Regions from separate parts of the Homo sapiens genome. Here region 1 is linked to region 2. The links are chromatin loops, found by intact Hi-C in ENCODE. Cell type or tissue: heart left ventricle. All regions are shown on one strand. Each heading gives the region's core, and the rest is flanking DNA. Links, peaks and the distances in the headings are about the cores only. Region 1 overlaps ARHGAP26 (Rho GTPase activating protein 26). Region 2 overlaps ARHGAP26 (Rho GTPase activating protein 26).

The links. Peaks named below come from ENCODE experiments on the same cell type or tissue, not always from the same donor. Only the 100,000 strongest peaks of a DNase experiment are listed, where the experiment ranks them.
Region 1: it touches region 2 in a loop (2.5-fold over the local background); 10 of 110 quality-filtered maps call a loop at or near these places.

Annotation. Positions count from the first base shown.
Region 1 is chr5:142,933,720-142,936,637 of GRCh38, forward strand. The region is part of intron 11 of ARHGAP26 (Rho GTPase activating protein 26); the gene reads left to right. Among named protein-coding and RNA genes, the nearest start is that of ARHGAP26-AS1, 66 kb to the left of the region's middle. In heart left ventricle, for the core only: no CTCF peak of the experiment used is centred there; no DNase peak of the experiment used is centred there; H3K27ac peaks cover 587 bases.
Region 2 is chr5:143,213,445-143,216,362 of GRCh38, forward strand. ARHGAP26 (Rho GTPase activating protein 26) reads left to right here. Exons shown (of 23, transcript NM_001135608.3): 22 at 553-644. LOC124901099 (a long non-coding RNA gene) reads right to left here. Exons shown (of 2, transcript XR_007058981.1): 2 at 993-1,155. Among named protein-coding and RNA genes, the nearest start is that of ARHGAP26-IT1, 22 kb to the left of the region's middle. RefSeq lists enhancers at 340-389, 969-1,517, 1,518-2,066. In heart left ventricle, for the core only: no CTCF peak of the experiment used is centred there; no DNase peak of the experiment used is centred there; H3K27ac peaks cover 444 bases.

The sequences.
Region 1 (2,918 bases), core at 106-2,605, 280 kb before region 2:
CAGGCTGGGAAACCTAGGCTGTACATAGGCAGTCATGGGCCCTGCCAGGACCCTGGACATGTTATTACTTCAAAGAAGAAGAGGAGAAAGGATACTGTGAATAGTTGGCAGTCTCCATCCTAGTGGCAAAGCTAGAATTTGACCCATGTCTAATCCTAGACATATTTGGTTTTCATCTTTAATGGAGATAAAATTTAAAATTGCCTTCGAAAAATTCTCAGTTCATTTTTACAGTACTTTCACTCACTCCCTTGAATGATTCTTCAACTCATAGGGGAGGAAGTGCCCAGGAAGAACAATCCTGTATGGGATTCTATTCTTGGTATGGGCAAAAAAAAGCCAAATTACAACAACAAAAAAACCCAAACCCACTACTGTCTCTCCCCCTGCCTCCAATAAGCTGGAGTTCTAAAACTGCCTCACCAATTAATTCCATTTTAAGTCTCCCCATCCTCTCTCCCCACCACTTAGATATTTGTTCTCTGTCTGCGTATAATTGGTCTTCTTACTAACCACTTCAGTTTTCCTGTAGATTAACATCTGGCCTCTGCAGATGGAAAGTGTGCTGTTGAAAGAAACATCTTCTTGCTCCAGAATGTACAAATGAAAACAAGTTTAAACACAAAATAATTTTGTTTCTAAACATGATATAAAATTATTTCCTCACAGGAACATATAGCTTGCACTGAAAACCACACTTCTGTGTGCTTTTTAGTTTCCTAAAGAGAGAGATAAATATAGACAAATGATGTCTGTGTAATTGACAGTAATACTAGGCTTAATTTTGTCTCCCATTGCTGAAAGCCTCTAGGGGACATTACTAGAGATATATGTCCAGTAGACAATTAGCAGCTCCAGCTTTAATCACCATCTCCCTAATGAGTTAAATCTGTCCCCGTGGGAGCTTTGGATTTCTCTAGTTAGCTCTTTCTCTAGTCGGTGTTAGTGTCGTTGCCTTATTTCAGGGAGCTGTTATAGTGGCAACTATTTCCTGTTTTATACTTCTATCTCAGTTGTTCTTTGATGGATTATTTGGTGTTGGTGGATTTTTTTTTTTTTTGGAGGGGGTTAATTTTAGTTTCTGTTCTTTTTGTTCTTTCATTGTCCAATAATACCTTAGGATGGTTGGTTGAAAAACAAAGAAAAACTAAATGAGTCCCAAATCAGTTGATTTTGCAACATTTCATTTTTAAATGTTAAATTTAGTTTTAGCATTAAATCATACTTTTTTAATACACAGTCATATCCTAGTCTAAAGAAATGTTGAATGTCTTTATGGTGTCGATGGACATATAATGGAGGAAGAAATTAGAATTGTCTTCCTACAATAAGCATTATGGATTTTATCTACGTAGTAAATTTGAATTATTTTAATTCAAATGTGGGAAACTCAATTCAAACTTGAAGAAAAGCTGGATTTATTGGGTTACATAACTGAAAAATACTGGAGTCTAATAGTCTGTGGCTCATCCGAATCTGGGAACTTACATAATATTTGGAGTTGGTTTCCTCTTTTGTATTGGCTTCATTTTCCAACACGTTCTTTTCAGAGTGGTGAGATGCTTCCTTACTATTCATTCCAAGCTTACATCTTATTATTAAAAACATGGGTCAGTAACCTTTTTCTGTAATGGGCCAGATAGTATTTCAGGCTTTGTGGGCCATGTGGTCGCGATTGCAGCTACTAACTTTGCTGCTGTGGCTAAAAAGCTGCCATGGACAATATGTAAATGAATAGGTATAGCCTTGCTTCAGTAAAACTTTATTATTTACAAAAACAGATGGCTGGCTTGATTTGGGTCATGGGCCATACATAGTTTGTTGATCCCTGATCTGTAAGTCTAGTGGAAAGAGAGCTTTTATGTAATCATTCCAAGAAAGTTCTTTAATTGGATTTTATTGGACTAACTACTTGGTCCAGAGGCTAGGATGGATGAATTGACCAGAACTTACTCATGTGCCCATTGCACTGGAGCTGTATAAATGATGGCAGAAGGTCATCTTCCTCTGAGAGAAAAAGCATTGTTGTATGAGGGAAGGAGGTAGACACTAGTCAAGAAAAGCAGCACAGTTTCTACTTACTCTCAGATGTATGTTCCTTTAAATTTTATGTTCAGAAAACTTCCTCTTTGAAACTTGGCCAAGGGGGGAAATGCCAAGTTTACCGCTAACATCATAATTAGGGTAAAAGACTGAATGCTTTCCCTCTAAGACTAGGAACAAGTTGAGGGTGTTTGCTGTCACCACTCTTACTCAGCAGAGGACTGGAAGTCCTAGTCAGTGCAGTAGGGCAAGAAATTAATATAACAGGCATACAGAGTGGAAAGAAAGGTATACAACTGCCCCCACTTTCAGATAACACAATTGTCTATGTAGAAAATCCCAAGGAACACACACACACACACACACACACACACACACACACACCCCTTCTATAATTAGTAGGTGAGTTCAGCAAGGTCACAGGATACAAGATAGACATATGCACAAAATCAATCATATTTCTGTAGATTAGCCATAATCATATGGTGATCAAAGTCAAAAGTGTAACACCATTGATAGTCAGTCTCCCCAAAAATGAAGTGACTAGGTATAAATCTAATTAAGCATGTAGAGGGCCTGTGTGTTGGAAATTACAAACTGCTGCTGAAAGAAACTAAAGAGGATCTGAGTAAATGGAGAGACATTAATGGGTTGGAAAAATCAACATAGTAAAGATGTCAATTCTCCCCAAAGTGATTATAGGTTTAATGCAATTCCTATTAGAATCACAGCAAGATTTCTTATAGATACAGACAAGCTTGTTCTAAAATTTATATATAAAGGCACAGAAACCAAAATAGATAAAACAATTTTAAAAAAGAAGAATGAATTGGAAGTAGTCTGTCTACCCTATTTTAAGACTTTCTTTTTAGTGA
Region 2 (2,918 bases), core at 208-2,707:
TCTGGAATCCTGTCTCACCAGCAAGACCCAGTCTAGTAAGAAATCAGGAACATCTGGGAGAGCTCATGTCCGCCCGTGGCCTGGAACTGAAACTTGGCTTTGCTGGAATTTCTTCTTTTTGACTCACTGAGCATTGCCAGCTTTCAACAGGTTCTGTTGGGAGTGTGTTCCCCAGAGCAGCTTGGAACTTCTTTCCTGCCCCTGCTTCCCTCCCTTCCCCCAAGGCACTCCTGCTCCAAAAATGGGGCCCAGCCTGCCCTCCCGCTGTTTGGCTGTTGTAACTCCCAGGTAAAGTTTTAACATGGCACAAGGTGACCCCACAAAAAGTGTAGTTTCTTGAAGCTTATGGCTTTTCTCTGAATATTTCTCATTTTTCTCCTGTGATCTTTGCAGCTTTCCCACCTCATGTCTTGCCATCTGGCTGCCTTGCCAGGCACTTCCCACGAGAGGGGACTAGGTAGCTTACAGGGAAAGGGAAGAAGAGAGATGAAATGTCTGGGGCTTTCTAAGGGTTTTTTCAAAAATGTTAAATAAACTCCTGTTTTCACACAGCACACCGTTCCGGAAGGCAAAAGCCTTGTATGCCTGCAAAGCTGAACATGACTCAGAACTTTCGTTCACAGCAGGCACGGTCTTCGATAACGGTGAGTTTCTCATCCCCTCACAAAGATATGGGCGGGGGGCGGGGGCAAGGGGAGCACATAAATAACTGGCATTTTCAAAGCTCCTCCCGAGGGAAAATCTCAATACAATGGGTAAGAAAAAAAGTGTGTGTGCGTCTGTGTGTGTTGGTTTCTGTGTCTTTTCCCAAAATAAAATAGCAGCAGCAGGACTTCCGGAGACATTGTGAAGAGTGGACTAGTGTAATCAGCTCCATGTTGAGTTGTTACCACTGTAAATGAGATTGTGCCTGCAAAAGACCCAGCCCAGGACCTGGAAGTGGCTTTAAGAGATCATACACATCACATGTTTAAAATGGTACTCAACATGTATTAAGCATTCACTAAATTAATATTTTTATTATTAAAACCATCATCATCATTGTATCCATCTTCGAAAAAGGCCCTGATGCTCTCATAGTTCACAGTGACAGTTTTTCCTCACTTTTGTCTGGGCAGTGGGTGCTGCACCTGATTCCGTGGGTCCTGGCTGCATCTGTAAACACATTCCAGGCCAGAGCAGAGATGAGTTCCTGGGGACCAGCCCTTGACTGTAGTCACGTCCACAGGGGCTGCCATTGTGTGTGCCCAGCCCCTGCATTCAGCATAGCAGAGATATCCATCAGGTACAGGTAGACAAAAGGGGGAACAAGGCACAGAACATGAGGGTCTCTCCCAGGTCACACTCAACCCTTGGCCTTCTGGGTCAGCAGGAGTGGGAGGGATTACCCCAGAACTGCATGTGGGCGTCTGAGTCTGCATTCCCTTTTATCGTTCTCAAAGCCTCAAGCACTGTCCTTAAGCCTTTGCTCCATTAACTTTCATCTAGGCCCTTTATAAATCAAAATGCACGAACAGCCAGCCCAGCCACCTCTCCTGTCCACAGCTGGTGCTTGCAGGCCCCAGCAGACTGCAGGTGCAGTGGGTCTGCTGAAGGCTGTCCAAAGCCATTTCACTGGTGAGTGTCCCCCACACAGGCCCAGGCGGCGGAGTCCTGGCCCTGCCGTAACATGACACGGCCCTTGCAGAAGACAAACCAGAATGGGCTGCGTTGCTTGGGCTTCTGCCCCCCTGCTTTGTCAGCAAGGAAGGGGCTTCTGCCTATAGAAGAGCAGGATTTGAGAGATTCCTACATTGACAGGTGAATCCAGGGCTTAAAGGTCTGTCCTCTAAGTCCCAATTCACTGCTCATATGGGCAGGGGATCATCATGTTTCTAACAACCATTCCCTCTGACAACACAAAGGACTCCTGATCTCAGGGGCAGAATTGTTTTAAACTATCAAAAGTTATGTATATGCTTCTGTCTTCTTTTTGATTCCTTTTGGTGAGTGCAGCCTTCTTCCATTTTTTAACGGTTTATTAAGATAGCCATACAACATACAATTTACCCATTTAAAATGTACAATTCAATGGTTTTTAGTATATTCAGAGTTGTGCAACCATTGCCACTATATAATTCCAGAATATTTTCATCACCCCCAAAAGAAACCCCATACCTTTTAGCAGTCATGCCCCACTTACCACAACCCATTTCCATCCAGCCCAAGGCAACCACTCTTCTACTTTGTCTCTCTAGATTTGCCTGCTCCGGACATTTCATACAAATGGAATTATATAGTATGTGATCTTTGAAACTGGATTCTTTAGTTTGCATAATGTTTTCAAGGTTCATCCACATTGTAGCATGTCAGAACCTTCTTCCTTTTTATGTGCGATGGTATGGATATAGCACATTTTATGTAAGCTTATTCATCAGTAGATGGGCACGTTGTTTCCTCTTTTTGGCTGCTTGAATAATGCTGCTGTGAACATGTGTGTAGGTTTTTGTGAGGGCGTAGGTTTCCAGTTCTCTTGGGGATATACCTAGGAGTGGGATTGCAGGGTCATATTAATTCCGTGTTTAAGTGTTTGAGGAAATGCCGAACTGTTTCACAAAGAAGTTGCACCATTTTACCATTTTATGTTCCTACCTTCTTTCATTTTTAAGTCTTTCTGCAGTAGCTTAAATAGTTAAGCATAAAGGGGGAAAAAGGAAGAGAAGCCTGGATGATTGTTAACTGCCAAGTCCTTTTTTTCCCCAGCAGAGTGTCCTTCAGCTTCCACAGCCATCTTCACTGCCACACCGAAGCTCCGGGCACCTCCACCTCTCACCTGGGCACTTCCACTGGCCGCCTGACACATCTTCTCACATCTGCTCTTGCTGCCATAACCCCCTCTTTACAGAGCAGCGAGAGTGATCTTTGAAAAACGGAAATGG